3 separate regions of the Homo sapiens genome follow, and regions 2 and 3 are each linked to region 1. A link is a contact called in ENCODE Hi-C data. All regions are on one chromosome and are shown on one strand. Each heading gives the region's core, a stretch centred on a gene start or an enhancer-like site at or near the end of the contact. The rest is flanking DNA. Distances are from core to core; before and after follow the strand shown. Region 1 overlaps MEF2C (myocyte enhancer factor 2C). Region 2 holds the start of CCNH (cyclin H). Region 3 overlaps LOC102724637 (a long non-coding RNA gene).

Region 1 (3,488 bases), core at 346-2,845:
ATCCCAACTGGCCCCAATTAAACCACATGGCTCATGGGCTTCCATACAGTCAAGTGCCAAGTTCTCTGTTTCATTCACACATTGTTCTTGGTTTATTTTCTTAAAGCCAGTTAAGCATGTGTCTTATCAAGTGGAACTAAATTTCCTTATGTACATTAGCTCCAGACACAGTGTGTCAATTGACTGCACACCAAAGTATCACATAGGACTTCTGAAGCCATTCTATACAGCTGCAGAGGTACTAGCGAAAAAGAATCTTTACATTTATTTACTCATCCTGAAATGGACCCACATGTACATTCTCGAAATAATACACGTGTTTAAACAGTTCTGGCTAACATAAATCAATAATAACTTTTATTTGGCTTGCTTATAATGATCTTTTAATAGAAATTCTCTGCATTTAGAAGTTGGGCTTAATATTCTATTTTTTTTTTAACATTTGAAATTATCTCTTTACCTCCCTCTAAAAAAGCAGTACCAAAGTAAGACTTCTGAAGTTAACCTTTCTTACCCTTAATTTCTGCTCTAATTTTTTCACATATGCCCAATTGTAAGTTCTGTAATGATGTTCCCAGGCCTTCCTACAAGCGCAGGTAGCCTCAGGATTTAGAGCTCATTGATTGTGTGCTACTCCAGGGAAATGACTGATTAAAAACAGCCTCATGAGGAGGAGTAGCTCCTATTCACATCTGGCTCATCTGATTCTAAAGTCTAATACCTGTATGAAGATTTGATCCATAGATTTAGATTTTGAACAACTGCAGCAGTTTACCTAGAATATTTTGATGTCAAAGCAGAAACAGTTAAATTAATCCCACTATGACTGGTGTCTGACACAGGTTCTGAAGGCTTTAATCAATTACCCTACTTTCTTGTGAATATAAACAAATACACTGTATTTATATATATATGCTAATTATGGCTATCACTGATCATCTGCTGGTACTTGATGCAGGCTGTCACAGTTCTCAGAGCAGATGGATTAGAACATATCTGTTCATCCTAATCATACATTAAAAACTGTTAGAGAATTGAAATACATGCTATGCATCTTATAGGACATTAGCCTTGATGGGACATGTAATTGTTCTTATGACTCAACCAACAGATGTTAACTGCAAAGAAAAATGAAAATACAATGGAATTTTTAACATAGTGATAAATTTGGTAATGCCAGGAAAAACATTATGTGCATTTTCTTTATGATAATTAAATATATACCTGATCATCTATTCACTTAATAACTGTATCCCTCTCAAGAGGAAAATTCAAAATATTTGTTACAAAATGCTGATGATATAGAAAATACTTACCAGCCTTACAACTGACTGACTTTTAAAAATGTGTAATAAATGTACTAAAATTTTAGCAAAGCAGTACAGACACTGGATGTTGAATTATGAAATATTTCTCATGTATTATAGTAATCTCCAATAAGATTTGATGTTAATTTTAGAGCATGCTTCTGCTAAAAAGGGCAAACCCTGCAACAGATTTAGTACAAAGAAGCTGAAAATATCCTGTGGAAAAAAAAATCTGTAGAGAAATCAGCCAGCCCAAATCCTGCCATTACTCAGCACTGTAGTGACGTGCGGATGTTTGTAGTGGTTTGAGGAGCCAGCAGGGGTGGAAACTCTACGTACTCGACTCCAACATGATTGCAATTGAACCTCATCAAAGTAAGAGCTCATAATTTGTCACAGAAAACAGCCAATTAACATATGTTAGAAAAAGGCTTCATAAAGATAATATATGATTAAAGACCCAGTGCAGCTGCTGAAAATCAAAACTATGCATTTAAAAAAGAAATCTCAGCCTGAGCTTCCGTATGGTTAAACTGATAATGGCTACTACGATTTTTTTTAAGTAGAAAAATATAATTATAGTGCTTCTTATAAGTTTGGGGTTATGGCAAGGGAGAACTGGGTACTGTGGCACTATTTACTATTCCTTACTTAGTTCTATAAATAGTTGAAGCCCTTGCCAAAACTCTGTAGTTACTTTGTTATAGTGCTATTTTAAAACACAGACCTTCATTGTGAGCTAAATGGCCTTCAGGATGCACTTTGTAGTTATAGCATTCCTCTCAAAACTATATCCTCCCTTTATCTGTGCAAAACTCCAGAACAAGAGACCTCTCCATGACTGCCCTGGCTCACTGTAAAACATGCTGGGGCTGTGTAACACACTGTTCGAATACTTCAGAACTTCTCTCAGGGTGGTGGGCAGGCAGGGTGACAGTTAAATGTCAGAAATGAGATTAAGGCACACACATGGAGTTCAGGTCCTCTAACAGAATGCAGTCCACGCTACCTGCCACAGCTTTGGAGCAGACCAATTACATGTAACATACTTGGTGTATTCTGATTGTAGATTTCAGGTTGGAGTACATGGGAATCAAACCCTGGCTAAGTCACTGTAATGGGGTATACCATGAGCCAAAATCATGATGCTTAATATCACAGATATCAATGACAAAATTCAATCAGTCACAGAGACATGAAGTTGTCAAGCATGATGCTACGTGCCATGGACACCACTGAAAACAAAACAGAAGGTCTCAGTCTTCATGAAGCTTACGTTCTAAGGGGAAAAAGGGCAACACACAAGTGCACCAATATGATGATTTTAAATACAGAAGTGCTATAGAGAAAATATCGCAGTGGAATGGACCAAGGGGTGATGAAGTGGAGAAGGGCAGAGGTGGCTATCTATTGGGCTGATTTATAGGGAGGGGTTATTTGAGGAGATGACGTTTGAGGAAAGCCCTAATCCACAATGGAGTCAGACATTATTTGGAGGATGAATACTCCGTCACTGTGCCTGTCACTGGTGGTACAAGCCTGGCCAAGTCATAGTTTTCTAAACCCCAGTCTCTTTCTCTATAGAGTGGGAATAGTAACAACATACACATTCTATTATGAGGTTGTGAGGCTCAAATAAAAGACAAAACCACACTCATTTGTAAAAATTCAGATGGATACAACTCAATTTCATACACTAATTGTGTAAACTTGCTTCCTTCACTGATATTATATAATTTTATAAAAATTGTAAATACTTTGAAGCTCTAGGAATATAGCATAATGCAAAATGTTTCTAAATTGACATCAATTGAGTCCAAAAGCATCCCTCTTCCCTTGAAATGTGAGTATTTCATGATGGCAATGGCCACTGGTTGAAACACCTCTTTTCATTTCACAATGCTAACTATGGATAACACCATGAAGAATCTGATAAATACAATGCAAAATTTCTGCAAGTGTAAAATATAGAATTATATAAAAATCACACTTTTTAAAATTTGAGAAAAAAACAATCTTACAACCGTACTAATGTAACTTGTCAGTGGGCTAGGTTGATTTATTTCATCTCTCAAAGGACCCAACTCCCAAGTAATCAGCAGAGCTTTGATTAAGATGTCAGCAGTATTTGAAAATCCCAGTGTCTCACAGTATTGGAAATATTCATGTATCTTTGGACAT
Region 2 (3,488 bases), core at 692-3,191, 1.4 Mb before region 1:
CATTACCTGACCTCAAATTTTTTTCTGACCACAAAGTGAGACTTGAAATACTTTTGAAGATATGATACAGCAACTCATGATTTAAGGCCTGTATTGAAAAATATATAATGTGCCAAAAACTAATTAATTGTAACTAAGGTGAATTTTTAAGACTTGAGTGGACAGGGAATTTAGAAGAGGTCAAATTTCACAAGCCAACTAAAGGACATTATATTTCATCACCACTGTAACTTACCACAACAGATCTTGGCATTGCTGGCTTAAACACCGAACAGAATTCCAATAACCTTTTCTCATAGTATTTGCAGAGTGTCATTTCTTCATGAGGCTCAAGAAAGACTGGATCATTCGGAAGAACCTTTAGATCAACAATTACAACACAAGTTCAATGAATTCAATGAATTAAACAATTGTAAAACATTTTTCTCTATCTAGATTAAATTTAGTTTATATATCCAACGAAGGGTATATATCACGCCTCATTTTCTTTATAGATTCGCTAATCATTACACAAAATAGCTGTAGGAAAATATTTAATAAACTAAAACTGTACCATCATTTCACGACTTTTCGGAATGTCAGCTAGACCTTTGCTTCATTAAAGTATAAACAATCATGACAGGCTGTGTGCACATGCTCACAGTTGTGATATCATTATTTATAAATTAAAAAGTAGACAGACTTTTTAAAATATGATTGGAAAGCTTCCAACATCCGTTTCTCGGTCAGTCATTACGTCACAAGTTGTAAAAAAACAGCAAATGTTTCAATAAATTTCTGTTATTTTAAGCTACCCAGTTTGTGGTGATTTTTTTAAGGCAGCCCTTAGGAAACTAATTCAGGTGCTAAAATCAGTGATATGAAATAGATGTGAATTAAAGGTAGAAAGTAAAGTAACTCAGTATCGGTAATTTGGAGGCACTGAACACTTGCTGGAGTGGAGCTTGCAGGAAAGATTAAACCAGTCCGAGAGCTGTAACAGAAGGAACTTGGCTAGCGGGCCATAGTCCAAACCATCTTCAGTCACTTGGTTTGTACTTGGTCTCTGGTCTCCCTCCCTCATCCAACCCATTCACCACGAGGTTGCTAGAGCGCTGTTTCCAGAACGGAAATCTGATAAGGTTAGCTTCCCATTTTAAATATTTCAAAGGTTCCTCATCCTTTCAGTGGAAATGTTAAACGCCTCACTTCCACTTACAAGTTCCCTTCCTACCCTCCCCAGCCATTCCTGCACAGGTACTCAACTTCGGCCACATACGACCACAAACACGTCCACGCACCATCTCTGTAACTTCTGACCTCCCTCCCACTCTGAACGGTGGTTCTGACTGCCTGGAACTTCCTTTCCCATTTTCTCCGCATTGGCTACTGGGAAAAACCTTCCCCAACATCATCTCTTGACAAGTGAACGGCTCTTGCCACGCACTACCTTAGCACACTACTTACTCTCTTCTTCACTACGTTACAAAGACTGGTTACTTGTCTGCCATTCGACGACGGGGATGGCGTTGTTCGTCTTTGTACCCACGGAACCTGGCAAGGTGCTCGCTTATTTTGATAGAAAAACGCACTCCGCGCCGCAGAGGCAGAGAAACGACGGAGCGAGATTGTCCTGGGAGCCAGAAGAGCTCCCGCAGCTGCTCAGAATTTAGTGACCGGGCAACTGGGCAACCGTTGGGAAAACCTCACCTTCCCGTTGGCCACGGCTTTGCATCTGAATTTGCGGTTGGCGTCAGCCCGCAGTCTTGCCAGCTGCTCCTCGCTGGAGAAGGTCCAGTGCCGCTTCTGACTACTGTTGTGGTACATTATGGAATCGTGACCAGGTCCAGAGGGTCTGCAGACGAGAACCCAAACGCATCAGCGTCCTGGCGTAAAACACCCGTACCCCCACCGAAGATCTCGCGGAAGCCTAGGGCGTCCGGCTAGCCGGCGCTGGCGCGCTGTCGTCACGATTACGCGGCCAGCCCGTACGCAGTTGCATTTCCGGAGCGGACTAGGAACAGACCGTATCCCGGGTTCGTTAGGGCGCCCACTGAGACGTAAGTGGGCGGAGCCTAGAGAACGCTCCTCTCGGTGAGTCTGGGACATAGCTCCGCCCCTTCCAGGCAAGATTTAAAGGAGAAGCGCCCGGCAAGAGTGTTCAAGGGGCATAAACTGAGGGTACGGAGTAGGCAGATGTAAATTCACAGGGGATAATCAGAAATGAGGAAAGGATTTCGTAGGGTGCTCATTTTTAAATAGAGGCCTCACTGAAGTTGACATTTGTGAAAAGGCTTGAAAGAGTTGAAATAGTAGGTTGATCAATCATGTAGGGAGATCACGGGGCCCAGAAAGAATAGGTAAGATCTTCAGGCAGAAGCATTCCTAGCCCTTTTCAGGAAGAGTTTGGAGACCAGTATTCTTGAAGCACTACCAGAAATCTCGGAGAATGGAACATGGCTGAAAAACTTGAAGCAGTGGATGCGTATTGGCCCTTACAGTTCTGCCACTTTTGTTGCCTTGTCTGTTCTTTCTCTGTGCTTTTTTTCCTTACCCTTCTGTTGATAACTAGCCAATCCTCTCCCTCTGTTTTCATCTCTGAAGCCAGGATGTATGGTAGTATTCGTTTTATTGAGATTCCCATTTTCATTGCCTCTAGGGAGCCTTACAGTAAGCTATCATGAAAATTAAGGTATTTACTATTTTTTAAATTAATAGGACTTTCAAAATTGCAGGTGAGGTTCAAAATTTACATGGATTCTGGTTTGTCCCATTTAGGCATACCTTATTCTCTCATGTATTTATTATATATCCAATCCGAAAAATGGATTTCCCTATGGCAAATAGCTTTTCTAAAAAATAAATAAATAAATAAAAAGAAAGAGAAAGATGATGAGACCTAGAGAATTTAGGTCTTGAAAAGCCCACACAGGTAAAAAGAAGAAGTGGCAGGATGACTTTAACTCTGCTTTCTATTAAAATGTTTTTAGGGGCTTAAGAAAGGGAAAGCCTTTTCTTTTTCATTTTTGTTGGGTACAGCTGAGGTTAGAGTTTGCCACAGTTATCTGAATTCCTCAAACTTATGCCATTTGTGGTATATAATTTTGGAGAGCCACACACTCAACATATGTGGCTAACCTGGTCTCATAAATTGGCTAAGAAAAGAGAGAAAAAGAGAAGATCAAAGGGCATGGCAAATTGATTACAATGAATTGTGAACAACCTAAAATGTTGCATGTTGGGGAAAGAATAATTTAAAAGAGAAAAACATAATGGTACAAAAGATAGGAAAATAAGTGATCTAGATAATTAAATGTCTATATAAAGTCTTAGCCTCATGACTGTTATATATATCATATAAATTCTTTTCATTTTGTTTTTCTGAAAGATATTTGACAACTCCTTAGTTTTATGTAAAGGATAATAAAAATAGGCATTTAAAAGAGTTGGCAGACTGTGATTTCCACAGAGATATGAGTAAAATTTCTGAATGTCATTTAGGAAAAATA
Region 3 (3,488 bases), core at 293-2,792, 1.1 Mb after region 1:
AGGGACAGCGAGTTGCCATGACCTCTCCCAAAACACAAGGGGGTGTAAGTGTCCAAACCCTGATCTTTCCATGCCCCTGGTCCTCTCGGGGACTGATATAATGTAAATTCTGTTATTCAGAAAGACTGCAATATTCCATTGCAATATTATCACTTGCAATGGAAATACTGGGTTGTAGTGAAGGTAAGATCTTGAAGAGTCAAACACAAATGAAAGTACTTGAAACATACTTAAGAAGATACAATAAAACTAAAATAATTATGTAGCTTTTTTTTTTTTTACTTAAAGGTAATATTGCATCAATCATAGATCTAGAGATAGTCAAGACAGAGCTGATGAACCTCTTCCTATTCTTTCATTTTTTAAAAAAATAAATTTCTAGTTAAATTCCAAGATTTCTGTCTAAGCCACAATGTTTTCACTCAACATTTAATGCACGACCCTTTTGTGACAGGCACATACCTGAATACATTAACTCCAAAACTGAAATGTGGACCACAATATAACTAAAATTTATCTTTCATACAGTACAGTCTTTTTAGAATGAAAGTTTCATATTCCCCATGAAACAGGACTTTTAAATTCAGCATTTTTCAATGTCCCAAGTACTGCTTTATTTTAACACTCTAAACCTTAAGACAGAAGTGTTATTATTCTGCATTAGTAGATGAGGTAACCAAAGACCAGAGCTCTTAAGCAATTCCTAGAGTTGCACAGTGGGAGACTGAGCTTTCAACTCAGTATTGTCTCGCTATAAAGATGGAGTTTTTCCAATAATGCAATGCTCTCCTTCTTCTTCTTCTCCTTCAGTGAATTACCATGTCTCTTATATTCTCTCATTCACAAGTATAGGAGTGATCAACAATTCTGAAATATCAATCTCCTTAAAAAAAGTGCCCATCTTGTTTATATTTAGTTACTTCTAGAAGAACTATACTTCAAATTGCTTGAAATGTCTACAAGAAATTTTGAGTGTGATGTTAGTAAACAGCAATCCTTGCACATATCACTGGCTGTAAATATGAACCATAAATTCCTCACTTAAACATATAAAATCAAGCATGGAATTAGGTTATTCAAAGAGGCAAGTCTGTGACAATATTATTTACTATCTTATTTGCAAGGATCACATCTTCTAAAAACTAACTGTTGTATGTTTGTCTTTAAAGAGGTCTATAGATAAAGGCAGTGATTTTCTGAATACATCAAAACCCTCATAGCATTCCTGAGGATCTACTGATTAACCCAGTAGGATATTAATTATGAACACATCTGCCATTCTTACTTTTTGTTCTTTTCCTTTAAATAGGAGTGGAGTAATTCAGACATGTGTGTATGATTAGGTGTAGCTAGCAGTGCATGATGAGCTAGATTTAGATACATTTATGAAGCATCAAATACAATGAAACAGTTTACTGGAAAACAAAACTTGTACTGGAGATTGGAACTCTTAAAGCAGGAGAAAGTTGTTTTTAAAAAAGCTTAACCTTAAATAAAACACATATGTGGTGGGTGAATGTGAAAGAATATACAGCTTCATTGTTTCTCGAGAACAAAAGTATTTATAGTTCTTCCGCTTTGTGACTCATCTCTCTGCTGTAAAATATTTGGGCTATTACTCATAATTACAAAAAAGGCATCGAAGAGAATGGCTTGACGTTAGTGCAAAGGACAAGGTGAACAAACTGGCATTTTATTTGTGACATTCTCATTTATAAGAAGTTGGACAATCTGTTTTTTGACTGCTTTCTTTCTCTGCAAAAATGACTATAATATAGCACTTAAAATAAATGATAATTCATGTGCCTCTAATCTAAAACGATCAAAACAGGCAAGATGCAAACAAGACACAGAGAGTGCAAAGAATGCAGCATACTGCAATAAATTCCCCTTATATTTATTTAACAATAAATATGCAAATTTGAGATAATTATGAAGACATGTGCTTTGAGGAGCAGAGAGACTACTCAAAAGGTATTTTGTTCAATCATCCTTTTTCTTTTGAGCTAAGATGAGAACCAGAAGGAAACAGATATAATAACAAAAATGGAGTAAGTATTGATCATGGATGAGAAGACTGAGATAATATAAAACCTCTAACTCAAAAAGCATTTTTTTCTGGTAGATGAAACTAAGTGATTCTAAATAATAACTTATTAGTAGAAAACAATTAATTTTATAGCCTTTTAATGGTCCTTTTAAGGGAGTAGTACACTCCAAAGTGAAGTTAATCCTCCACAACGATATTAGTTTTTCTTAAAGAAAATGCTAATTAATAAATAGTTGCTCTGAACCATTTAAAGAATAGAGAAAAAATGTCAAAATGTTACTAACTTCCCGGGAACACAATTTTAATATTGTTTTTCATGAGAATTACAGATTTTTGCATTACTTACTCTTGACTACAATGAGTATTGCATTTGATCAATTATATTTCTAATATTTTGCCATTAATTTTTTCCTCTTCCAGAAAGATGGTATTTAGCCAAATTCTTAGACTTCCTATTCATTCTAAAGGACAAGCTTTCATTAATGTACAAAGGGGCCACTCTTTAATGGCACAGAATACTAGAAAAAGCTCATTCTGAAATATTGTTAGGTAGCTGTTATAGACTAGAATTGTATTAAGGGTGCATATCACATATCCATATCAAAATATATAAAATACATACAGCAGGATTCCTTCAACATGATGAACTATCACTGGATAATGGCTTTATCTCCAACCATCTCAATCGTGGGTATTACAATGAAATCTGAAAAAGGTGAAAAGCACTGTCAACCTTTCTTAATATTGTTGGAAAATGCTGGCGTATTAGAGCTTAAGTGGTTCTTGAAGAAGTCTGTGTGTGTTATCTGGAACAGCCAGATGATTCTTTGCTGTGTGGGGCTGCCCTGTTCATTGTAGAATGTTTATCAATATCCCTGGCGTTCGTACACTAAATGCCAGTAGCACTAGCACCACCCATCCCCCACTCCACCCCATTTTTGAAAATAAAAATTGTATCCAGACATTGAAAATCTCCCCTGCAGGGCATTGAGAACTAGGGATGTAGATGATTTCAACTTTTCTCTCACTAGCCTCATTGTCTCTTCCAAAATCTATATTAAGACACACATCAATTCTTTAATTTATGATATGGCAAACATTCTGAATTAATAAAGTGATTCATTGCAAAGATCAAATTAAGGATATGATCTTTTAATTCAAGCCTAATAGCCTTAAGATAGCCACCATAAAATTGAGAGAGAAGAAGGTATTAGGAGCAAAGACATTTAGCAAATTAAAGGACAATGTCTAAAAAGAAATCTGGGGTGGACTTCTGGAATATGAAACTTACTGGAAGCATATAGATTTGAAACTTATTAAGTTTGTATGTCAAATGCATTGCCAAAGAAACCACATGACTGGTTGAAAAATCATCTGTCTGCTCAAGACTTAAAACAACTCTTTGGCCCCCAGCCTTTCAAGAGCAGGAAGTGAGCTG

The links. Hi-C counts contacts between places; a loop is a spot of excess contacts on that map. Pooled maps may share reads with other maps.
Region 2: a pooled map shows a loop between it and region 1 (3-fold over the local background). The contact joins the promoter of CCNH here to the enhancer-like site in region 1. A Hi-C loop is called at or near these places in 8 of 50 pooled maps.
Region 3: a loop to region 1 is called in a map with no recorded cell type, with 2.7 times the contacts of the local background. The contact joins two enhancer-like sites. A Hi-C loop is called at or near these places in 1 of 168 maps with a recorded cell type or tissue (endothelial cell of umbilical vein), 4 of 37 single-sample maps with no recorded cell type and 5 of 50 pooled maps.

Annotation. Positions count from the first base shown.
Region 1 is chr5:88,831,921-88,835,408 of GRCh38, forward strand. The region is part of intron 1 of MEF2C (myocyte enhancer factor 2C); the gene reads right to left. Among named protein-coding and RNA genes, the nearest start is that of MEF2C, 50 kb to the right of the region's middle. RefSeq lists an enhancer at 2,649-2,778. Within about 2 kb of position 1,596, at least 18 of the 41 ENCODE cell types and tissues checked have a DNase peak (open chromatin) inside an H3K27ac peak, as active enhancers do; they include endothelial cell of umbilical vein, where a contact is called at or near this core.
Region 2 is chr5:87,410,989-87,414,476 of GRCh38, forward strand. CCNH (cyclin H) reads right to left here and starts at 1,942. Exons shown (of 9, transcript NM_001239.4): 1 at 1,690-1,942; 2 at 236-358. The coding sequence starts at 1,806. It overlaps LOC105379066 (a long non-coding RNA gene), which reads left to right and starts at 1,994. Exons shown (of 3, transcript XR_948543.1): 1 at 1,994-2,073. RefSeq lists enhancers at 1,569-1,698, 1,729-1,898.
Region 3 is chr5:89,929,334-89,932,821 of GRCh38, forward strand. All of the region lies in intron 2 of LOC102724637 (a long non-coding RNA gene), which reads left to right. Among named protein-coding and RNA genes, the nearest start is that of MIR3660, 86 kb to the right of the region's middle. Within about 2 kb of position 1,543, at least 7 of the 41 ENCODE cell types and tissues checked have a DNase peak (open chromatin) inside an H3K27ac peak, as active enhancers do; they include endothelial cell of umbilical vein, where a contact is called at or near this core.